Regions from separate parts of the Homo sapiens genome. Here all the other regions are linked to region 2. The links are chromatin loops, found by intact Hi-C in ENCODE. Cell type or tissue: heart left ventricle. All regions are shown on one strand.

Evidence for each region. A loop is a pair of places that touch in the nucleus more often than their neighbours do. Peaks named below come from ENCODE experiments on the same cell type or tissue, not always from the same donor. Only the 100,000 strongest peaks of a DNase experiment are listed, where the experiment ranks them.
Region 1: it touches region 2 in a loop (2.4-fold over the local background); 9 of 110 quality-filtered maps call a loop at or near these places.
Region 3: a loop joins it to region 2, with 2.6 times the contacts of the local background. A loop is called at or near these places in 24 of 110 quality-filtered maps.

Annotation. Positions count from the first base shown.
Region 1 is chr9:129,251,157-129,259,156 of GRCh38, forward strand. IER5L-AS1 (IER5L antisense RNA 1) reads left to right here. Exons shown (of 7, transcript NR_187590.1): 3 at 5,742-5,776; 4 at 6,615-6,646; 5 at 7,173-7,228; 6 at 7,638-7,726; 7 at 7,845-8,000. Among named protein-coding and RNA genes, the nearest start is that of IER5L-AS1, 19 kb to the left of the region's middle. RefSeq lists enhancers at 1,643-2,498, 7,451-7,989 and a silencer at 7,268-7,317. In heart left ventricle, a CTCF peak has its summit at 3,091 (motif pointing left); DNase peaks (open chromatin) are centred at 2,213, 2,975 and 7,395; H3K4me3 peaks cover 1,805 bases; H3K27ac peaks cover 2,312 bases.
Region 2 is chr9:129,477,620-129,485,619 of GRCh38, forward strand. It overlaps LOC124902283 (a long non-coding RNA gene), which reads right to left and starts at 1,793. Exons shown (of 2, transcript XR_007061814.1): 1 at 1,513-1,793; 2 at 1-7. In heart left ventricle, CTCF peaks have their summits at 4,402 (motif pointing left) and 5,470; DNase peaks (open chromatin) are centred at 4,542, 5,232, 5,272 and 6,112; H3K4me3 peaks cover 2,599 bases; H3K27ac peaks cover 6,930 bases.
Region 3 is chr9:129,317,101-129,325,100 of GRCh38, forward strand. It overlaps LINC02913 (long intergenic non-protein coding RNA 2913), which reads left to right and starts at 3,916. Exons shown (of 2, transcript NR_149714.1): 1 at 3,916-3,946; 2 at 4,692-5,503. RefSeq lists enhancers at 3,386-3,445, 3,926-3,975, 4,298-4,866, 4,867-5,434, 7,476-7,977 and a silencer at 3,606-3,725. In heart left ventricle, CTCF peaks have their summits at 3,794 and 5,434; DNase peaks (open chromatin) are centred at 3,709 and 4,056; H3K4me3 peaks cover 1,780 bases; H3K27ac peaks cover 6,905 bases.

The DNA.
Region 1 (8,000 bases), 230 kb before region 2:
CCCAAGAGAACTGAAAACATATAGTCACACAAACACTTATGCACATTATAAGCATTTTATTTTTATTTTTATTTTTGTTTTGAGATGGAGTTTCACTCTTGTCACCCAGGCTGGAGTGCAATGGTGCGATCTCAGCTGACTGCAACCTCTGCCTCCTGGGTTCAAGCGATTCTCCTGTCTCAGCCTCCAAATAGCTGGGACTACAGGCATGCGCCACCACGCCCGGCTAATTTTTGTATTTTTAGTAGAGTCGGGGTTTCACCATATTGGCCAGGCTGGTCTCGAACTTGGTGATCCATCCGTCTCACCCTCCCAAAGTGCTGAGATTACAGACGTGAGCCATCTTGCCTGGCCAAGCATTTAAATACTTAGAGCAGCTTTATTCATAATCACCAAAGGATGGAAACAATTCAAATGCCCATCAACTGATGGATGGGTAAATAAAATGTGGTGTATCCTACAATGGATTATTATTTGGCAATAAAAAAGAATGAAGTGTTGACACACGGCATGACATGGATGAGCCTTGAAAGCACGGCGCTAAGTTAAGCAGTTAGACACAAAGGCCACATTTCCTGTGATTTCATTGATATGAGATGTTCAGAACAGGCAAATCCATATATATAGAGAGAGGGCAGATTAGTTGTTGCCAGGGACTGGCAGGAGGGCAGGATGGGGAGTGACTGCTAATGGGTAAGAAGTTTCTTTTGGGGGAGAAAAAAATATTCTGAAATTTGACAGTGGAAATGGTTGCACAGCTCTGTGAATAGACTAAAAACCATTGAGTTGTACACTTTAAAAGGGCGAATTGGAGGCGGGCAGATTGCTTGAGTCCAAGAGTTTGAGACCAGCCTGGACAACATGATGCACGGTGAAACCCTGTCTCTACAAAAAAACAAAACAAAACAAAACAAAAATAGCCAGATGTGGGGGAACATGCCTGTGGTCCCAGCTACTCAGGAGGCAGAGGTGGGAGGATCACTTGAGCCCGGGAGGTTGAGGCTGCAGGGAGCCGTGACAGCACCACTGCACTCCAGCCTGGGCGACAGAGTGAGACCTCATCTCAAAAAGAGGAAAAGGTTAATGTTATGGCGTATGAATAAGCAGTTATTCAAAAAAGAGAGGGGGCTCATCTCTAACTCACAGGAAATACAGGGAGAGACAAACGAGTTAAAAAACACTGCAAGGGGCCGGGTTTGGTGGCTCATGCCTGTAATCCCTGTATTTTGGGAGGCCAAGGTGGGCGGATCACTTGAGGTCAGGAGTTCAAGACCAGCCTGACCAACATGGCGAAACCCCATCTTTACTAAAAATACAAAAATTAGCCGGGTGCGGTGGAGTGTGCCTGTAGTCCCAGCTACCCGGGGGGCTGAGGCAGGAGAATCGCTTGAACCCAGGAAGTGGAGGTTGCAGTGAGCCAAAATTACAAATTGCATCGCTGCATTGTAGCCTGGGTGACAGAGTAAGACTGTCTCAAAAAAAAAAAAAAAAAATGACACGATGAGGAAGCAAATAGACCAATCCAGGTTGTGGACACTTGTAGGACACTGGCCCCGTTTCTTCAATAAATCGATGGCATGAAATGAAAAACTTTTTAAAAAGCAATAGGACATAGCAACCATATGCCACGTGGAGATATTACCTGGATCCTAACTTGAACAAATCACCTGGGAAATGACCCTGATGAGAATATCTGGGAAATTAGATGATGCCATGGGTATCAGATGATCCCACGGAGAAGCCGGGATGAGAATCCCAGCCTACTGGATGCTGATCCCTGGCTCTCACCTCCTCGTGTCCCTGTGGACATGGTGGCTGCACCCAGCAGTTGACGTGTGTGTGTGTGTGTGTGTGTGAGTGTGAGTGTGTGTGAGCTGGGGAGGGTGAGTTCACCTCTCTGAGGCCAGCTGAGGCCCGTCCCGAGGTGAAAACTGTTTTCCTCTTGCAAGGGTACAGGACACTGGAATGTCCTTTGAGCTGGCCGCGGCCATCACACAGGGCCTCAGTCCATGCCGAGCCCTCCACCTCTGCCCCAGGTCACCCTCTGCCCCCCTACTCCGGATGTCCAGGAGCCAGGCTCAGCAGCCCAGGCAGCTGGACAAAGGGGCCTTTGGAGGCTGGGCCAGGCCTGTGCCTCAGCTGTGGGCTGTGGCTGAGGCCACCACAGAAGGCTGCTTGTGGCCGGGCCGGGTGGCAGCCAGAAATAGGTCCCGCTGGGCGCTGACTCCTGCGGCCCCGCCCTGGGCTCGGCCTGGGAACGTGGGTATTTGTGGAGCTGATGGGAGGAGACCTTCATCAGGAAAGCGGGTCTATTTTGGGGCTTTTGGGAAGCGTGTTAAAAAAGGGGCCCCAGCCTTTAGCGTTTACCCTGAGCCCCTGCCTTTCATGCACAGGCTCCTGAGCCCCCGGGGTTGAAATCCTGGCTCTACCCGGCTAGCTGTGTGCCCTACGTGCTGTGTGGTCAGTCACCCCACTCTGAGCCTCGCTCTGCTCATCTGTGTGATGGGGACGAATCTTGACAGCTCCTTCATGGAGAAGATGGGGGCACAGCACCTGGCACAGTCTGCGCTCACCAGGTGCCCGAGGTCATTGGGCTTCCCCTCCCCCTTCCTCGCCTTCCGCCCTGGCTGGGGGCTGCTCCTGCTGTTGAGGTCTCTCCCAGCCCCTGGGCTGGCTCTGCAGGGCCCTGGAAGGTGGTTTGGGGCACACACTAGCCTCACCGTTGTTTAGGGGGATGGAAACGCAGAAGACCTGGCAGAGCCTTGCAAGCCCCTTGCAGCTGGGCGGCCCCTCCCCTCCCGGCTGGCTCCCTGGTTATCCACAGCCTCGCGGGCTCAGCCCTGGACCGCAGCCTCCGTCCTTCCATCATGCACCGGGGCCCTGCAGGACTCATGCTCAGCGCTGGCTGTGGGAGAAATTTCAGCCGCCTCCCCCGCGACTTCTGCGTCTGCTTGTCTTGGTGATGGAACTGCTGGCGGAGGAGCTCTGCGGGTTTAGGCCCGTGGTCCATGGGGAAATACAGACCAGGGTTCAAAGCCAGAGTCAGAGGGCGGCAGGGGGCCTTGGAGAGGGAGAGAGATAGGAGTCGTGTGTAGCCAGCTCTCCTGGAAGCCGGGGGCCAGGTCTCCCCCTCCCGGCCCCTGTGTGTCCTTGAAGCTATTTTTATATGTTGCTGGAAACCAGAATGACAGCCAGAGCCAAAGCGCTAGGAGGTTTCCCGTGCACCATGGGTCTTGCCCAGGGGACCATGGGCCATTCCCAGCAGATTGATGGAGACAGTCCAGAAGCTCCACTGTGCGGATCGGGGAGCCTGGGTCCCCCATCCCTTACCAGCTTGGAGGTCACTGTTGGAAGATCCCTGGCTGGCACAAAAATGAGGAACAAGGACTTAGAGAAGCGATGGTGAGGCTGCAAGTGTTCTGGGGTCTTTGAGCCCTGCACGAAAATCCAGAATGCTCATGGAGTTCAAAACTCATTCATGGCTGGGTGCAGTGGCTTCACACCTGTCAATCCCAGCACTTTGGGAGGCTGAGGCGGGTGGACTCCTTGAGTCCAGGAGTTCGAGACCAGTCTGGGCAACATAGTGAGATCCTCTCATCACTCCAAAAATAAAAAAAATTAGCTGGGTGTGGTGGCATGCACCTATAGTCTTAGCTACTTGGGAGGCTGAGGTGGGAGGATTGCTTGAGCCACAGGGAGGTCAAGGCTGCAGTGAGTGAGCTGAGATCACGCCATTGCACTCCAGCCTGGGCAACAGAGCGAGACTCTTTCTCAAAAAAAAAAAAATAAATAAATAAAAAAGGAATTCATTCATTCACCACTGACCTCTTTACTCATCACATATTTAAGCAGAATCTTATAGGTGCTGATGGGGGTGGGGGTCACCCACAAAACATCCAGGGCCCTGCTCTCAAGGCACTCACGAATCTGCCTGCTCCAGTCTCTGGCTCTGAACCCTCCCATGGCTCCCCATTGCCCATGGAGACAGTGGGATCTTTGTACTCTGACAAGAGCAAGTCACAGAAATGTTGCCTGCTCACCTGCGCCTCATGAGAGAGCATCCTCACCTTGCCCGTTGGGCTTTCCCCCACGTACCCCCTTTTTCCCAGTCTGGTCAGGATCTTTCAGGGGGCGACTGAGGGGACAGGACTGGGGCAGGATGGGAGAGGCTGAGATGCACACTTGCTGGGTGAGCTCTGTGCTGTTGTTTTTGGAGGGACTCTGGGAAAAACAGAAAGAAAACAAAGCACTGGAGTCACCCGGGCTAAGCTGGGTGGAATGAAGAAGAACCGAGTGAGCAGAAAGAGGGCAGGGGACTGCAAATGGGGAACTCGGGGGGTGGCATATAGTGCAAGGGTCCTGGAGGGAGAGGTGATGGGGCTGAGAAGTCCTGCTGAGGGGTATAAATTGGACTCTCCTTAGTGTGACACAAAAAATATTGAAAGTCCCTATAAAGAATGTTGGGTTGCTGCCCCGAGCTGCTTTAGTGAGACTCTGCAGAGATGGGGCCACATGGGCCCCGGAGTTACTCGAGTTACATCTGGATGGCTTGCAGGGCTTTCCATGATCTGTGGCCCGCCCAGCTCTTCAGCTTTACTGCTCATCTTCTTGCCTTTTGCCTCCCCTAAATCCTCATCTAGATTCCACCTTCCAGCCTGACCTGGTTCTTCTGACCTCCCTGAGAGCATCTTGCTTCCTGCTTCCCACAGCCTTATGGTAACAACTGCCTGGGACCTGTCTCCACCCCCATCCCGTGGCTCTTGTCTGCTGGGCCCCAATTCTCCTTCCTTGGTCACCTGTTTGAAACGCACAGACTGACTATTCCTCTCTTGCTTCCTACTGTGGTATCATTTTTAGTTCCACCTTAAAAAGAAGAATATGAAATTAGTGCACAGGTAAATTTTCCTAGCCTGTTCTTAGAATAATCCAAAGAAAAAACCCAGAATATCCAGGGAAGTGAGTTTGGCTGGTCACTTTGTCTTGCTGGTTCACAATGAAACATAGTGATTCATTCATTAAACAAAAATCATTTAGTTTGGGGCCAGTGACATAAATATACTTAGTGGAACTCAAGCCTCTATAATCCCAACCCTAACCCCCAAACCAAATCTAAACCCAGTTCTAGCCCCAATACCAACCACAATCTTAAAGCCAACCCTAATCCCAAACCCATGCTAACTCCAATCCTAACCTCAACCCTAAATCCAATCCCAAGCCTAACCGAAACACCAAAACCAACTCTAACCCCAACCCAACTCTAAACCTAACCGAAAACTCAACTCTAACCCCAGATCCAACCCTAATTCTAATCTTCCTGTTAAAAGTCTTCCTTCCTTCCCTCCCTCCCTCCCTCCTTCTCTCTCTCTCTCTTTCTCTTTTCTTTCTCTCATGGAAACGGACTCACTCTGTTGCCCAGGCTGGAGTGCAGTGGTGTGATCAAGGCTCACTGCACCTTCGAGCTCCTGGGCTCAAGCCATCCTCCCACCGCAGCCTCCTGAGTAGCTGGGACCCACAGGCATGCACCTGTGGGTCATACCTGGCTAATTTTTGTATTTTTTGTAGAGATGGGGTTCCATTATGTTGCCCAGGGTGGTCTCGAACTCCTGGGCTCAAGCAATCTGCCCATGTCGGCCTCCCAAAGTGCTGGGATTACAGGCGTGAGCCACCATGCCCAGCCTCAGCCTTCCTTTTCTTTCTTAGTGCAATGTGCAGAGTATGATGAAATGCATTTCTGATTCTAGATTGTCCAGTGCCTTCAGATTGGAACAGGTAGAAGGTGAGTGAAACTGGATTGAATATAAGCCCAATCCCGGGAATCACTTTGAAAAACAGGGGTGTGTATTTTAGTTTAAGTCCCCAGGAGCCTATTTTGTGGCCATTTTCGAAAATCAAGATCCTTAGTGTGACCCTATCTAACTGGCCTTCCATAGACGCCTCCCTTGCCGGCTTCTGGACCACACAGACATTGTCCTTGCACGCATGCCCAAGCTCCTTCTGGCCTCCAGGCTCAGAGCACCCACACGCTGTTCCCTTTGCCTGAAATTCTTTTCCTCCACTCCTCACCAGGCTAACTCTGGCTCAGTCCTCAGGTCCCTCTTAAAGGTCACCTCCTCAGGGAGGCCTGCCCTGCCTGCCCCTCCCCCAGCTCCTTTTTATTTCCTACGTGCTCATGGCTCATGAGTTTTCCTTTCAGGGCATTTATGGATATTTGTGGCTGCGTGTTTGTTTGCCTGTTTATTTCTTTAACGTCTGTCTCCCCAGCCAGACGGTGACCTCTTTCAGGACAGGAATGTTTTGTTCACAGTTGTAGCCTGGGTATCTAGCACAGTGCCTGGCACACAGCAGACTTACAGAAAACTGTTGAATGAATGAATGAATGAGTGAATGAATGAAGGAGTGCATTTCCCACTTCTTCCTAAAAGTGAAACAGATTTCAGCTCATTGAAACTCCTGGCTAGGGGGTATTTGTTGGTCTCAGGCCCTGCTCTGGGCCCTGGGGAAGCCAGGTAAGAGGGACGCGGTCCCTCGGTGCAGCCATCTGTTTCTGCCTCCATTGAACTCTCTCAGGCTTACTTAGAAACAGAGGTTTTTGAGAATCCATTTTCTCATTTCAGATTCTCCTCCACGTGGAGTGGGAAGTCGGCAGGTATCATCTCCACTGCTTCACAAGATGCTTTTTCCCAGAGAGGCAAAAACGCCCGTGAGGGTGACCCGGCTGGGAGGCAAACCCTGTCCTGCCCCCAGCTCTTGGCACTGTAACTTTCTTTCTGCCCCTGCACCCAGAAATGCTCATCTGTGTCTACCTCCGGGAACTCAGCAGCCTGGATGCTGCATGAGACCCTGAGGGACTGCAGTACCATCTTCCCAGTTTGTCGACAGGCACGTTGAGGCAGGTACTGGGATCAGGCTTGGGCAAATGAGCCTCTGAGAGGGTGGATCCTTCACTTACGAATGAGGTCCTTCTTTCCATAGGAGCAGGAAAAAGGCCGTTTGTCGTAAGGGTCACTGCTGTTACTGGTCACCTCTGGGTGCGAGTCCTGGGCTAATCGCATATCTTGCGGGACCCTGACAACTCCCCCATTTATCAGATGAGGCAAAGCAAGGCTCAGTCACTTGCACAACGCATATCGCTAGTAAGCGTTGCTGGTGGGATCACACTCAGCACTTCATAGGCAAAGAAAATCCCAGGAGTGCCGAGGAAACGCTGTCAAGATGTCAAAAATACGCGGTAAGACGTCAGCCCGGTGAGCATCCTCCGCACTGCGGACCGCCCGGGGTCGGGGTCACCCGGGCCCCGCCCCGAGCTTGCTGTCGTATCGGCCCCGCCCCACCCACGCCCTCCCGGCCCCTCCTGCTCCGGGCGCGCTCGGCTCCGCCCCCACGGGCAACACGGCCTCCCATTGGCCGCGGTTTCCATGGTTACGCGGGCCGGCGGAGCTGCGGGCTCCCAGACACGTGTCCCCGGGAGCCGCCCAGAATTTGACAGGGGACCATGTGCGCGGCAGCGCGGGAGCGAGACAAAGGACCGGGGGAGGCGGGGAACGAAGCCGGGCGGAGGGGTCCGCGTGGCCCGGGCGGGGATGGGCCCCGCGCTTCTCCTGCGAGCAGGGCACCCCCTCTTCCTTTTTATTTTGAAGGAAAGGGAAAAAAGGAATTGCTACGGAAAGAGAGGTGGGAGAGGAACCCAGTCAATTTCACCTGCTCCCCTTCCTCCAGGAAGAATCGGGTACGCGGGCATCTGAGAACCCGCAGGGTTTCTGCTTATGCCTCCCGGCCCTGAGTTTCTAACCCCACATTGACCTCAGACCTTGAGGTTTAAATTCTGTTTCTCTGTCTTGTTCTAGAACCGAAAGCTTAATAAGTGTGGTTGTTTTGATATTCGAATCATGAGACCCAAGGCATCGTAGGGGACCTCGCCTGCATCCATTCGCCTATCCATCCTACAGCAGCGACTGCACCCCTGATTGTGATGACGAATGCACCCCCATCCTTGGGCTCCG
Region 2 (8,000 bases):
CTCATCTCTAAAACAAGAGTGATAGCACAAATAAACACCCTTCTCATAGGACTGCCATGTCAATTACACACATTTATACACATAAGCACTTAGAATATAGCCTTTCTTTCCTTTTTCCTCTCCCTCTCCTTTCCTTCCTTTCTTTGTTGTTTTTGTTTTTGTTGTTGTTGTTTTTGAGACAGCTTCTGGCTCTGTCACCCAGGCTGGAGTGCAGTGGCATGATCTCAGCTCACTGAAACCTCCGCGTCTCACGTTCAAGCGATTCTCATGCCTCATCCTCTCGAATAGCTGAGATTATAGGCACGTGCCACCACACTCGGCTAATTTTTATATTTTTAGTAGAGATGGGGTTTCACCATGTTGACCAGGCTGGTCTCAAACTCCTGACCTCAAGTGATCCACCCACCTCGGCCTCCCAAAGTGCTGGAATGACAGGCGTGAGCCACCATGCCTGGACTAGAGTACATCCTTTCTCAGTAAGCATGCAGTTAATGCTACAGAGAGTACAGTTATTGATTACCAGTTATTAGAAATATTATTATTAATAACATTATGAAAGGTTACCAGACATTTACAAATGACTGAAAAAGAAAGAAGCGTATTTGAATTTCAAGAAACAATAGTGCGCCGGGCACGGTGGCTCAGGTCTGCAATTCCAACACTTAGGGAGGCTGAGTCAGGAGGATCGCTTGTGTTCAAGACCTGCCTGGGTAACATGGCAAGACCCCATGAGGGGTCATGAGAGTGAGGCCAGGTGTGGTGGTTCACACCTGTAATCCCGGCACTTTGGGAGGCCAAGGTGGAAGGAAGATTTGAGCCCAAGAGTTTGAGACCAGCCTGGGCAACATGGCAAAACCCTGTCTCTACAAAAAATACAAAAATTAGCCAGTCATGATGGAGTGCACCTGTAGTCTCACCACGGCTACTCAGGAGGCTGAGGTGGGAGGATTGCTTGAGCCTGGGTGGTTGAGGCTGCAGTGAGCTGTGACCACACAACTGCACTCCAGCCTGGGCGACAGAGCAAGACCCTGTCGGAAGAAAGAAAAGAAAAGGAAAGAGAGACAGGGAGGGAGTGGGGGAGGAAGGGAGAGAGGGAAGGAGGGAAGGAGAGGGTGATGAGAGAGAGAAGGAAGGAAAGAAGGAAGGAAGAAAGGAAGGGAGGGGAGAGAGAGAAACAGTAGTTTTGTTGGAAGACCAAGGGCTAGGAGCCTGCTTCTGTCTCCCTGGGGGTCTGTGGTTCCCAGTCTGGCCATCATAACCTGCCCCTTCCCTTCCTTAATTTATCCCCTCAGTCCCACATGGGCTGGTCAGTAATGTTAGATATGGAAATTCCCAGAGTTTCAAAAGACCTCAAAGTGTCTTCAGCCACTTCTTCTCCTGAGGCATGGCTCTGTACTCCTAGACACACCACTCTCTATCCCTGCCTGTCCTTGACTACCTCCCCAGGTGGGGCACTCACTACCTACACAGCTGCCCTGACTATTGGATAGTTCATCTTGAGGCAAAACCTACCTCCCTTGGTAGCCTTCCGTGGTTCTGCCTTCTGGGTCCTCCCAGAACAAGTCCACACCCTCTGCCTCAGGCAGGTCCTCCAGCCTCAGAAGCAGTGGCCACTAAATCAATTTCTCTCCACCTGAAACCTCCCCTGTGCCTTGCCCATCCTGGAGCAGGAAAGAGGCTACGTTTGCACAGAGCACCGGACCCGGGGAAGCGTGATAACACAGCCCTACAGAGAAGCCCAGGGAGCCACGCTGGCCTGCAGCACTGGCCACCAGCTGTGGAGCTTTCTTGCTGCCTAGCACAGAACTGCAGGCAGAGAAAAAGGCAAAGATTTGCCTGAAGCAAATACATCAAATCCTTCCGCAAACACACATTCCCCTGAACACCGACTCCAAAGATACGGAGGAGAAGAGGCCTACTTGATTAGATTTCTTTGGGGCCTGTCGCCTAATTTTGTTGCGCGTCTTAGCATGAGGTCCCTGTAGTGACTCTGTAGCGTGTTTAATTTCTCAAAGCCGCTCACAGGCTGGTGTGTAAACTCTCATCTCCGGATGTTACTGAAGGACCCTTGCGAGTTACAGCCCTCGGATCAGTGGCCTTGTGGGCAGTGGAAGGAAGGAGTTAAGGGTGTGAGTTCAGCTCCCATCCCAGCCTCCTCATTCCCCAGCACCGTATCCCTTCCACAAAGCCACTTTGCTTCTCCAGGCCTCAGATTCCATCTGTAAAATGGGGACAATAATTCTCCCTACTTCTCAGAGCTTTTGCGAGTATCCTATGAGGTCAATTCTCTAAGGCCTCAGACCCAGTCCCGGGCAGGCAGTAGGTCTTTGATACATGAAATAATTTTTGTTGCTGTTTTTGAGTCTTGCTCTGTCACCCAGGCTGGGGTGCAGTGGCACGACCTTGGCTCACTGCAACCTCCACCTCCCGGGTTCAAGCGATTCTCATGCCTCAGCCTCCTGAGTAGCTGGGATTACAGGCGCCCACCACCACACCCAGCTAATTTTTGTGTTTTTAGTAGAGACGGGGTTTTGCCATGTTGGCCAGACTAGTCTTGAACTCCTGACCTCAAGTGACACACCCACCTCAGCCTCCCAAAGTGCTGGAATTACAGGCATGACCCACTGTGCCTGGCCTGATAAGTGAAATAATTTGATCTCAGCCAGAAGAGCCTGGGGAACTGGTGAAATCGGTCGGATTTAGGGGAGATAACTCCCCCTGGTGAGAAGGCCTTGGTCTAGACACAACCATTTGGTCCTTTCTGGCCGTAGGTCCGTGGTCTCGAACTTTACTATGGTTAAGATGCACCCAAAAGAGCTTGTAAAATGCCAAGTCCCCGGCCCTGTGCACAGAGAGTCTGATTCAGTAGAATCTGAGGGGGGCCCGGGAATCCGCAGTTTAACAACATCCTGTTCCACGAGGTTGGGAATAGATGTTACTGCTACAGTCACTCTGTCGGCTGTATGTCTGTACTGCGTCAAGAGCGGGGAATACTGAGCCAAATAAAACAGATCCAGCCCCGAACACCAGGGAGCCCACCGGGGAACAGGGGTGCGCTCCCTCCAGGTGGACGGGGGAGCTGGAGTTCTGGAGTGAGCAGGTTACCATTGCTGGAATCAAAAGTTTAGAAGAGACCTACTTACTAGATCTGTGAGTGTTGTCACAAGACAGTATCTCTGAGGCTTGAGCCTTGGGACATGGAGGCCTCTGGAGGGAGGGACACAGACTGTTCTGGAAGCAAAGGCTGTTCTGACTGACCCTGCCTGGGCTGGGCACTGGTGGGGACAGGTGAGATGTGGCATGGGGTAGATGATATGGAAGGTGGCATTCCTACTGAGGCAGTTAGTTCAGGGTGCTGCCTGTGGGGTGGGACCTGGGTTTGATCCCAGCTTGTCCTTTCTACCTGTTGTGACCTTGGGCCAGCCTAAGCTTTGTTTCCACCTCTGCAAAGGGATGACAGTTGTGTTGTCCATCTACAGAGGTGAGTTACCGAGGGGCTAATGAAGCTTTAGCTCCTGGGACTGTCATTTACCAAGGCCCTGAGCTTAACCGCCTATTCATAACTTTGCACTATTCTTCTTCAAGTGGGTCCCCAGGATTGTAAAACCTTCAGGCCCCATAAAACCTGGATCTGCCCCATTCACCTAACAGAGTTATTGCAAGTTTTGGTGAAAGAAGACAGGCAAACCCCTAGGCAATCCTGGGTCGCAAACGGAAGCCTCCTTCACTTCTGAGTCTTGGAAGTAGAACGCCTTGACACTCCAGATAAGGGGGACACTTGTCCAGGGAGGGCCAGCTGAGCCCCCACCCCTGTTCTCACTGCCCCGTAGCCCCCATGGCCTCAGGGCTCCAATCTCCCTAGCCCAGACTAGAAGCAGGTTGGAAGGAGAACCCAGGTGGGGATGTGAAGGGCAGAGTCGGGGGAGGCAGCGGAGGTGGGGAGTAAAAGGACTAGATTGAGCCCCTCTGGCTGCCATATGCACGACCTTCTGCAGGGCCAGGCTGGTGAGAAGCCAGCTAGGGGTGAGCGTCCTGAGCAGTGGCCTTGGGGGTGGTGTGGTTTTAATAACGACCTTCAAATGTGTGGGCCCCGGGGAGAGGCAGATTATATGAGACCCAAAGTCGGGGCTTCGAGATGGGGAATACTGGGGGACTGGGCATGTTCCCCTCTATGTAAAGTTTCCCAAGGACAGGACCTCCCTTCGACCGCGCCCCCACAAACTCTCTGCCCAAGCGCCCCATCTCCCAAGTCCTGAAGACCACTGGCAGATGAGGAAGTGGAGGCTCCGAGAGGGCAAGCCGTTGCCTAAGGCCACACAGCAGGGGAGTATAGGATACAAATCCGGATTTGGACCCAGCTGTACCTCGAAATTCCTTCCTGCTCCTAACCCCTCCCTAATACCGCCCTCTGCTGTGGGCGCAGTGGCACGTAGTGGGCTCGCAGTAAGGATGGGGATGAAGGAAGGAAGGAAGGGAAGAAATGCCTAGGCCAGGCTCTTCCCACGCCCCGGTCTCCGCGGCCCGCTCTTTCCAGCTCCGTCGCCCGCCCCCCTCTCCCCTCCCAGTCTAATTGGGAGGTCTCCGAGCCGTCTCTCCCGCTTCCTCAGGTTCCCCCGCGCTCCTCCCGGACCCCACCCCGAGGCAGCTTTCTCACAACGGGATCCTCCCCGGGCGGCGTGGGGACGCCTCCCGACCCCGAGGCCCGGCAGGAGAGCCGCCACCGCGGCCGGGTGGTCTCCGCGTCGCATGGCCCCTGCCGGCCCCCCCGCCCATGGCAGCTACATAATTAATTCGCCCATAAATAACTGATTGGGGTCGCGCACGCGCCCGGTGTCCCTAGGACTGGGATCCCCGTTAGGGTTAGGGGCGTGGGGGGTCGGGGGCCGCGGGGCTGTGCGTGCCGGGGCGCACGGTTTTGCTCCGCGGGCCTCTCTCGCTCCCTCGCGCCGGCTTTTTCCCTTTTTCTCTTTCCTTTTTTTCTTTCCTGGAGCGGAGCCCGGCGCCAGGAGTCTGGAACCAGCTTGACAGGCTTTTGAGTTATGGAGGGGGGAGGGGGAGAGGCGGGCGGCGGGGAGGGGGAAGGGAGGGCGCCGCCGCGGCGTGGGGGCGGGGCCGGCTCCCCGGTTTGGAGACTCGCCCCGACTTTGGGGTCCGCCAGCGGCGGCCGGGCGGAGGGCGGGGGACCGCAATCGTGGGGGGAGTCACCCCGCGGGGCCCGGCGGGCGAAACGGGCCGGGCTTCAGAGCCGCAGTAAATGAGGCCCGGGGCGGGCGGGGGTGGACACGGCCTCGGGGCCACGGCCTCCCCCGCCGAGCAAGGCATTCCTTTCCGCTGAACTGGGCGCCCGGGCCCGCGCCGCGCCCTGCACGCCTCGCGCCCGGCGATCGGGCCCAGGGCGGGGGAGCAGGGAGGCGGCCCCAGCCGGTCGCCGGCGCCCCCAGGCGCTGCTTCCCAGGAGCTCGGCTCCCCGGGATGGAAGGGACTGATACCCAGTTAATGGGCGTGGAGCCTGAGCCCCTGAGGGTCGTCGCTAACGGGGGTCGCTCAGCAGGGCCGGCCTCCGCTGCCTGCCCGGGGTGTCTAATCACCTCTCCGATCCTTTGCCCGGATCTGAGCTTCGTCATTCACGCCCCTCCTCCCTGGCGACTTTGGGCCTGGTGACAGTCCCCCGACCCTCGCAGAGCCAGGGGCACAGTAGGCGCCTTAGCCACTGGCAGAATTTCACCGGCGCTCTGCCCGACGCCCCCAGCCCCAGGGCCGGGCGTGGGTGGAAGTGTCTGGAAGGGTGGGTTCACCAGGGCTGGGCACGTCAGCGGCCCCGTACAGAGAATCCGGTGCCTGGGGTCTCTGGAGGGGGTACTCAGAGTATCCGAGGAGGAGACTCCTGGATGCTAACAGAGCCCCCAGTTAGGAGCAGTCCGCGAGACAGTTGGTAACAGTGCTGGCCTTGCCCGGGCGCCGGAAGGTTCCGTGAGGCCCAGCAAGTCCTGACTTGGCACAGGGCCCAGCACACGGTAAGCGCTCGGTACTTGGTCACTGTTGCTTGATTTTACCATTTCGGAGGGGCTCATCTACGCCTAGCAAAGCCCCCCTCCCGGTGACCCAAGGGGAGCTCCAGAATGTTGAGCGGCTGAGCGGCCTGGCTCCTCCTCTCGACCCCATCGAGCCAAGTGTCGAAATCATCCCAGACGAAGCTGCTGAGCAGAAATTTCCAGTCTCCCTGGCAAAGCTGGGAAGATTTTGGGTGCGGCTCAGAGACGCAGCTGGGTCGGCTCTGTGGGGCCAGGGCTGGGGAGGGACCCCAAGATGTTCTATGAGACCCAAGCAGCACCCCCAACTTGGGTTGGGGGCGTTGGGGGGTGGAGCCTGGCCTCCTGCTGAGCCCCAGAGCTGATACAGCACAGGTAAAAGCCCATTGTTCTCAGTGGTCCACAGAGGCTCAGGGCAGGAGCAAGATCAGGGTTCGGGTGCTGGCGCCACCCCTCGTTTAGCCCCTACCTGGGATCTGAGGGAGCACCCATCCTTGGAATGCAGGATAATAGGGTTGCTGTGAGGATGGAAGGAGACTGTGCCCATGAACACTTGACACAGCTCCCTGCCCTGGGGAAAGCACCCAGGAAATGCGGGCTGTTTGTCTTAGTGATGTTCCACTTAATAGCACTTGCGGTGGCTCCCTGGCCCCCGAGGAGCCCACCTTGCCAGTTCTTGGCCACAAGAGTACGAGCCCCTCTGTCAGGACGGTGGGTCTCATTGAGGCCATCCTTATCCTGAGCAACCTAAAGAACTCACATGGAACTTAGCAAACAGGCAGACCCTTGCCTTGTTCTCAGGGCTGTGTGATCCCGGGTGAGCAACTCGGCCTCTCTGAACCTGGTTCTCCTCTGCAAAACAGAGATGATGGCCTGGGACCCTCTCCCACTACAGGGAAGTAGCATTGGAGGGGGAAGAGACAGGGGGAGCGTCCCAGCACTGCCCAAAATTGGACAGGTGACTTTGGACAAGTCTGAATGAGACTGAATAAGACAAAACGGAGTAACATTAGAGCTTGCTGGCTACTCTCTGCCCTGGGCCGGTGCTAGATGTTTTACATGCACTGTTAATCACTGTTACTCGTGGAGGGAGATTTTATTATTAACTTTCTTTTCCAGATGAGGTAACTGAGGCTCAGAGAGGTTGATTCACTTTCTCAAGGACACACAGCTAGGAAATGATAGAGTCACGATTCAAACCATCATTTGTTGGCTTAGAGCCTGAATCCCTAAAGAAAAAGCAGGCAGGGTGTAGTGGCTCACGCCTGTAATCCCAGCAGTTTGGTAGGCTGAGGCTGGAGGCTCACTTGAGCCCAGGAGTTTGAGACCAGCCTGGACAACGTGGCGAAACCTCATCTCTACAAAAATACAAAAATTAGCCCGGCCTGATGGAGCGCGCCTGTAGTCCCAGCTACTCAGGAGGCTGAGGTGGGAGGATCACCTGAGCCTGGGGAGGTCAAGGCTGCAGTGAACCGTGATCGCGCCCCTGCACTCCATACAGCCTGGACAGCAGGATGAGACTCCGCCAAAAAAAAAAAAAAAAAAAAAAAAAGAGAGAGAGAGAGAGGAAGAAAAAAGGAAAGAAAGAAAGAAGGAAAAAGAGAAAAAGCAACTTTAATTTTTTTAATATAACATTTTAAAGTCCCTACTGTGTGCAGGGCATCAAGGTAGGTGGCAACAAAAACGAAGATGCCAGGACCCCAGCCTTTGAGATGCTCATAGCCGAGTGGGGACACAAGACTTGGAGGAGGCGCTCCTGAGAGTTAGATGTGAAAAGCAGCACCCTAGAGGCGTCCACCAGAGCTGAGGGCACCGGGAGAGAGAGAGGTGGGTTTTGGTGTAGGGGATGGGGAGGGAGGAGAGCTGGTGGGGGAGGCACAGAGGCCAGGGGACAGCAAAGGCTGCTCTTGAGAAATCTCAGTGGAGGGCACTGGGCCATTCCCAGAGGTTGGCACAGCAAAGCCAAAGGCA
Region 3 (8,000 bases), 160 kb before region 2:
GTCCTTTTGCTTCAAATTTTTGGGAATCTGATAAAGGCTTTAGCTGCTTTCCTTAGACCAAAAAACTTTCCTCTACTCCCCTTGTTCCTTCTCTGCACACTTTATTTTTACTTTTATTATTTTTTGAGGCAGAATCTTACTGTGTCACCCAGGCTGGAGTGCAGCGGCGTGATCACAGCCCCCTGCAGCCTTGATCTTCCGGGCTCAAGTGATTCTCCCATCTCAGCCTCCCGAGTAGCTGGGACTATAGGTGCCAGCCACCATACCTGGCTAATTTTTGTTGTTGTGTTGTTTTAGTAGAGACGAGGTCTCGCCATGTTGCCCAGGCTGGCATGCTTTAAGGTACAGTTTCCAGAGGAGGTGGAGGAGCAGCCTTCAGAGGCCTGTCCTGACCCTAAGGTGACCAGCCTCTGGGTTTCCAGATGAGCAGCTTTGGCACACAGGTCAGAGGCCAGGTACAGTGGGCACTTTGTTAGTATCGCTTCATGTCAACTCATCCACCTGAAGAGGACAGCGTTTGAGGTAGAGATTGCTATGTTTTCACCAAACCCTGGTTCATTGGCTTCCTCCTGGGCATGCAGCTGGACTGCATTTCCCAGCCTCCCTTGCAGCTGGGAGTGGTCACATGACCCGGCTCTGGCCTGTGCAACGGGAGCTGAAATGATGTGGCTCCTCTGCTCCTGGTTTAGCTTGGTCCACAAGCATCCTTCCATGCTATCCTCCATGCTCCCTCTTTCTTCTCCCACATGGTTGCAGCAGAGGAGGATAAGGCCTTAGGTGATGACAGGGTCACGGGGTGAAGGGGCCCGGGCCCCTGAGTGACCACATGGAGCAGAGCCCTTGCCCCTCCCTCCACCAGCCCCCAGGAGACTGTAATGCAAGCAAGAAATAAACTTCTCTTCGGGGGCTGTTTCTTACATTTGTTATGACTAAGTCAACATTTTCATCATCCCCATCCAGGGGAAGTCCTTTTCCACTGAAAAGGAATCCATCTCAGGGCTCCTTTAAAATAGAGAGCTCCTCCAGTGCCTTTGGCCTGGGATCCCTGAAGCTGGAGAGTGTCTGCCTCCGGCCCTGAGCCTAGCGCCTGCCTGAACCTCAGGGCATCTTCTCTGGGGCTCTGATTTACAGTGACTCTGGGCTTCACCCCTTGCCCTCAGGTTCCCACCCCTGCTTTCCTCCTTCCTCGTGTCTGTAGTCTGTGGCCTTCTTCTTCCATCCTGCGGCCTCCCATTTACTTTGACCATTGTCTGGGGTTGAAAGACCAAGGTTCAGGGGTCAGGTGTATCTATTTTTTTCCCTTCTCCCTGACAAATTGCTCCCTGTGGGCAGGGCCCGCGCTGGCTCACTGTGAACTTCCTCCTACACAGTAGAAGGTTGAGCACACAGGGGCCGCTTCTGGAACGCCACATTCTTTGCAGTTCCACAGTGTGGAAGGCCCTGAGGGGGTTGCTCCCAGGATCCCATGTTCCCTGGGGCACTCGGATTCCAAAGAGAGAAGCCGGCCTCTGTTTCCGGCTCATTTCCTAAGTGAGCCACTGCAGGGCTCCAGAAAGGTGGAGTCCAGGCAGCTGGCTCTGGCCTCTTTTCCCAGCTACACACAGCATCCTGGCCCCTGTCCACAGCCCCTCCATGTCTGGGAGACCAAGAGACAGGTCTAATGCCGTGCCCAACCTATCCCCACTGTGGGAAACTCTTTCCATCACCCTTCCTCCCAGCGGGGACCACTTTCCACCTTTTAAATAATTAAGTTGGTCTCCAAACCACCAGTTACCAAACCCTTCTGCCCTTGGTAATCTTCCAAAAAATTTACAACAACAACTCTCCTTGCTGTGTGCCAGGCCCCAGGCTAAGCCACTTATACCCTAGATACCAATCCCTGGGGATGGATGTCATCAGTATCCCCATTTGACAGATAAGGAAGGTGAGGTTCAAAGGGCCTCCTGCCCCCCGTCGCCCCCGCCCTGGCCCTGTACCAGCTTCGAATGCAGTGGCAGGGGGCCACGATCTTGTGCCCAGGCCTGGTTCTCCTACCCCCAGCAGCGGGAGAGAATGCCGGGGAGGCACGAAGCCGATCCCTCCCCAGGGGGCTCCCACAGCTCCCAAGCTCACTGACACTTGGGTTTCCTTCCTCTCCTCTGGCCCTCCCCTGGCCCCCTCTGCTGCACCCCCAGCTTGTCCCACCCACCCTTGAGCTCGACCCCTCTCCCTCCCCGGTTCCCACCATCAAAAGCGCCTGCTGCAGGGCTTGGCTCTGTTTGGTTTCTCCAGAGCCTGCCCAGGGAGCTCTGCCTCTCGGAGGCTGTGTGCTCACTTTGCAAAACAGCAGAAATTTATAGCCCAAGTAATTGATCACGGCGCTTCTGCCTCCCTCCATCTCTCTCGGGCTCCTAATTCCCTTCTCCCGCTCTTCTCTTTTTTCTCAGCGCGCCATCTGTGGTGTCAGAGAAAAGGAAGCCAAAAGTGGGGGGGTGTTTCTAGTCCCAGTTCTGCCAATTACGAGTCACATGAACCTCAGTTTCCCCATCCGCAAAACGGAGAAGCTAATAATACCTGCTCACAAGTGTGCCGGGCCCGTGGAGGCCGGGGCCGGGAGGAGCACCCAGACGGAGTGACTTCTGGCCCTGAGCCACCCTGTGGGGGTGCAGGGTGGGGTGGGGGCCCACCTTCCCAATGGGGACACTGGGGCCAAGAGAGCTCGAGCCATTCACTCAGGGTCGCAGAGCTGGTAAACAGCAGCCCTGGGGCTTGAACCAGGTGAGTTGTACCTCAAAGACGGAACCATTAGGCCACACTCCCCCGACGCCGGCCCCAGGGCCCATCAGAAAACAGGTGAGCCTCCCCAGGCCTCCCAGACCCCTATTTCACTCCATTCTGGAGCTAACTGTGGGGCAGAAGGAGAGGCCACTAGGGCAAAGTGAACACTTTGCAAATTGTAGAGAGCCGCGAGGATGGAAGGAAACTTCACAATCATTCCCATCACTCTTCAGGGCCGGCCCCCCTGGATCAGACCCCTCCACTGTCTGGGAGACTCACTGGGACCTAAGAGCTTCCCTGGCCCTCAGTTGCTGTCTCTCCCTCCAGAGAAGCTGTATGAATAGCGGCCTCCCTCCGGCCAGGCCCCTACACCTGCCAGTCTCCAGGAAGGCCCACAGAACCTTGCAGAACAACTCACAAATGACCCCGAAGAGCACTTCACTCGCCCTTCCGTGGCAGATGAGGCAGCAGACCTGGGAGGGGAGGCCCAGGTTCCCGGCCCGAGCTCTGGGGGGCCCGGGGCTGGAAACTCCCCTCTGAGCCCCACTCCAGGGCGGGGCTGAGGCCATTCCTGACCCCTTCTGTTCGGTTCTGGGGGATGGGGGACGAGTGCTTCCAGGGGGGAAAGTGCTTGTCTTTTTTCCCCTCCGCCCTCAGTCTAGCTTGTCTCTGCCTGTGTACGTCTCTCTGTCTCTCGCTGTCTCTGTGTGTGTCTTTCTCTCCAAGCCCCCAGCCCGCAGGTACGGGCTTGCTTCCACCCGTGCGTGGCCCCCAAGACTGAGCACAGCTCCTCGGGTGTTTGCATCCAAGGTGCCCACAGCGCCCCGGCCTCCTCCCTTCCCCATGGCAGCCCCGGGGGTTGCTCTGGGCAGGGCGGTCCGCAGCTCGGGGGCGGCGGGCACGTTCTGTTCCCCGCTTTCGGGCGGGGACCGCAGGCTCCAGCCCCGGCGGCTGCCTGCTCCCGCCTGGCTGGCGGAGATGAGAGCCGGCTGCAGGGCTGGGAGCGAGGCAGCAGCACACAGAACAAACAGAATTTTTTTTTGCAACTAGAGGGGGAAGCACAGAGCTAAAAATAAAACGAAAAGATCAGTATCTGTCAGTCTGACAGCTGATTGGCTGCTCGGAGATGCATATAATTACCAGCAACTGGCGCTGGGTAGGCAAAGCCGGGAGAAACTGCTGAGACGAGGTTAGGATTTAACCTTTAAATTCTGGAGCCATCGGAAACCGAGGGGAGGACGACGGGTGTCGGTGCTAATGAGGCTGGGGGCGGGCGATGCGCGGTGGGCCTCCGAGTCCGGGGCAGGTCTCGGGGGTTCCCCGGGGAAGGCCCTGGGAGCCCTTGGCCCTGGCGGCCTCCGCCATCAGACTGGGAATGTCTCTGATTGGGTGGCCAGGAGGCGGTGGCCCTCCTCCCCGCCCAGCTGAGGGGTGTCGTCTTCCGCGAAGTTAGGGTCTCACCTGGGAGGCAAGGAGGGAGGGGGCTGCCTGAGGCCCTGGGCCCCTCCGGGACTGGCGCACCCCGTCTCACCCACATTCCTTCGCCTTTCCCTGCCCAGTGTGGATTTCCAAAACCCATCCCCGCTCCCCTCCTTCCTTCACCCCAAGTCACCCGTTCCCAGCTCTGTTTCTTGCCCCACCCAGGGAGGGCTTTTCCGCACCTCAGGCTTGTCCTAGGGCCCCCAGACAGACAAAAACTGCGGCAGTTGAGGGGTGTTGTGCTCTCCCTAAGCCTCAATTTCTTCATCTGTTAAAGGCAGGTGATGAAAATTGGGCCTACCTGGCTGCTGGTCAAATGCCAGGGCTGCTGTGGGCCCAGCCTTGCATGTTGACTCTCACCTGAGCCAGGAGTCAGGAGATCGGGGTTCTAGTCCAGCTGGGAATTGTCCCAGTGTGAATTGGGAGTAAGAGTTCCTGCCCTCTGACCTCTCCAGGTGGCAGCGGGGACCACGTGAGATGGCGTATGTGGCCTTGAGCGATAAACCTCACCTGTCGGGGGAGGTGGGCGAGGAAGCCTGCAGCTCCTGGAACCCACCACTTTTCTCTCCCAGGCCCTTGCCCAGGCTGTGGCCTCTGCCTGGAACCCCTTTTCTTCCCATCCGAGCCCTTCCCTTCAGTGCCTCTTCCTCTGGGAAGTCCTCTCTGGTGCCCAGCCCGTCCTCTTCTGCCCACTCTGGGTTTCGCACCCCATGCTTAGGCCCTGATTGCCTGCTTTGCACACAGGGCTGTGAGCTCCATGAGGGCAGGAACCACATGGCTGTTCACAGCTGTGTTGCCAGGGCCTGGCCTGGAGACCCTCAGGAAGTGAGACATCTGAATCCTCTGCTCTGTGACCCTGGCAGCCAGGTAGAGCCATCTTGGCCATGGCACCCAGGCTTGGAGCAAGCAGCAGCCTCATGGGTGGGGAACCACGTTTCCCCAGCACATCGGCAGGCCCTAAGGGGACATTCGCTTGGCTCTGCCCTCAGAGCACTGATGCCCGGGGGACACTGCCCTTTGTGTGTCCCATGTAAGAGAGGATGCAACCTTAGAGGGGGCAGGGGTAAACATGGTCCCAGGCCCTGTTGTCCCCTCCTAAGAAAGTTCCCAGTTCTGCCTGTCCATCCCTGGCCTTTTCCCTGTGCTGTCTGGGACAGTGGGTGGAGCTGCCGCTGAGCGGTGGGACCTAGAAAACACATACTGACCTATAGGAGGCACTGCCCAGAGCTCCTAACTGGGGTGGGGTGCAAAGGAAAGGTGGGTGAGGGAAGCAGAGAGAAATCATATTAGTAGCTCACACGTCAACAGTCTAGCTGTGTGCCTGCCTCTCTCATGCACTTCATGGGGATTATTTCCTAGAATTCCCACAAGAGCCCCTTGCAGGTGGTGCGATTGTTAGCTATAATTTGAAGATGAGGAAACTGAGGCACAGAGTAGTTAAGCAATGCACCCAGGAGCCCACAGCTAGGGAGGACAGAGGCTGGATCCAGCCCAGTCCCCTGTCTCCTGGGGCCAGGCCCAGCGCTCCCACCTCTCTGATAAGGATAAAAAGGAGGGAGCGGGAAGGGAGATATTCCAGAGGCAACTACCATGAGACCTCCCGGCAGAGAGGCTTGAAAACATCTTTTGTGTGTGGTACGCAAACCATTTCCCCTTTGGTGTCTCTTTGAAAGATTTTGGGAAGATTTAAACTTTTTTTCAATGATTTGGGGATGTCAGACTGGTGTTTTTTTGAGGGTGACACCGTGATGAGACTGGCCCCCAAGGCAGCCCCGTTTTACTCAGGTTATGGTAATAGAACTTCTGCAGCCTCAAAAGCAGCTTCCGCCGACTGAGCGCTCACCCCGGGGTCCGTGCTGGACTCAGCCTTGACTCGGATGCCCACCCTGAGCCCCACCCGAGAAAGGGATTATTTCATCCCTGCATTATTTCCTTAGAGCTGATGGCAGAATCTGCTCATCTCCAAATTCGCTGTCTCCCCGTTAGGAGTGAGCTTGGTGAGGGCTCCAATCTGGTCTCCCCCGTTCATTGCTGAGTCCCTGGCACCCAGCATCAGCCCCGCATGGAGCAGCTAGTCAATAAAGCTTTGCTGGACACATTTCAGATGAAGAGACTGAGGGTCAGAGAGGTCACATGGCTTGCTTGGAAGAAACATCAGATTTGTCTGGCTCAAGAGTCCACTTCTGGCTCCCCCCTCACACAGTTGCTTAAGAGACCCCCAGCCCAAGACAGCCTCAGAGCCTGGGTCTTCCCCCCCTCCGCCCATTCTCAGGCCCTTATACTAAAACCAGAGAGGCCTCTGAACTGCTGTCTGCCCCCCCAACCTTTTCCTTGCTTATCTGGGAATCACGCAAAAGTTGGCCAGAGTTAGCTCAGTCTCAGAGAAGCTGCATTCTTCTAGAGTCACTCGGTTTTGCGTGACCTGATTCAAATTTTCCATCTTTGTCACTTTGATTCCCACTCTGAGAAGTTTTCTCAGTACATATAACCTTACTATGTGATGACTGGCCTGGGTATTCATATGTGCACTTGTTACCTGTTGCTTATCTCCTGGGGGACCCCTGGTTCAGAGGGGTTTAAGCAGGTGTCCTGGTGAGACCGGGGTTATAATCAGAGACTCTCAGGGTTAGAGCTTGGCCCTGCCACTGAGTGGCCTTGGGAGTCTCATTTGACCTCTCTGAACCTTGGATTCCTCACTTGTGAAATGGGGACAGGTTGAGTTCCTGCATGGAAAGTGTCTTGCTTGATGTCTCGCCAAAAGACCAAAACTGCCGTCACTCACTGCCGGAGAGGCCCTGCACGTGGATATTAGAGTTTGCTGGGTTTTGTTTGTCCTGAGCGAATGTCCGTCCATGTACAGGCTGATGGATTTTGTAGGTGCAAGGTCCCTAACGCAATCAATCTCTCTCCTCAAAAGACCATGAGCATGCCTGGACTCAGAGAGCACCGTGTGTGGGGGGCTGGCGTGGGCACGTGTCCGCAGCTGGGACTGGCTTCTAGGGTTCTGGGCTCAGGCAGGAGGGCGGGGTCCCAGGAGGTCATCTCTCTCTCCTTACCCTGGAGCCTTTGGAATTTGGTTTCCAAATGTCCTGAATTCCTGTTCATTAATATGTGGCTCAGTACAGTGCTTGTCCCGGCAGCAGGAGCTTGGTTGGTGTTAGTCTGCTGGGGAATGGGATAAAGCAGAGAAATGTCAAGCTTTCCCTTAAAAACAAAAAACAAAAGCAAACCCTCACATCTCCCACCAATAACACACCATTGTTATCCCTGTACTTAAGACATGTTGTTGCCGGGCATGGTAGCTCACACTTGTAATCCCGACACTTTGGGAGGCTGAGGCGGGTGGGTCACCTGAGGTTGGGAGTTTGAGACCAGCCTGACCAACATGGAGAAACCTCGTCTCTACTAAAAATACAAAATTAGCCGGGCATGGTGGTGCATGCCTGTAATCCCAGCTGCTGGGGAGGCTGAGGCAGGAGAATGGCTGGAACCCGGGAGGTGGAGGTTGTGGTGAGCTGAGATCGCACCATTGCCCTCCAGCCTGGGCAACAAGAGCAAAACTCTGTAAGAAAAGAAAAGAAAGAAAGAAATGTTATTTTGGAAAAACATCTGCCTGAACTCCAGGCAGTACCAGCACCTTCCTTGTGTCCAGCGTTGCATGGGGAGTGCCAGACAGCAAGGCCCCACTTGTGGGCAGGTCTGTGCACTGTGACATGCCAGCCTCTTCACAGCCCAGGTCATCCTCACCTCCACCCCATGAGGTG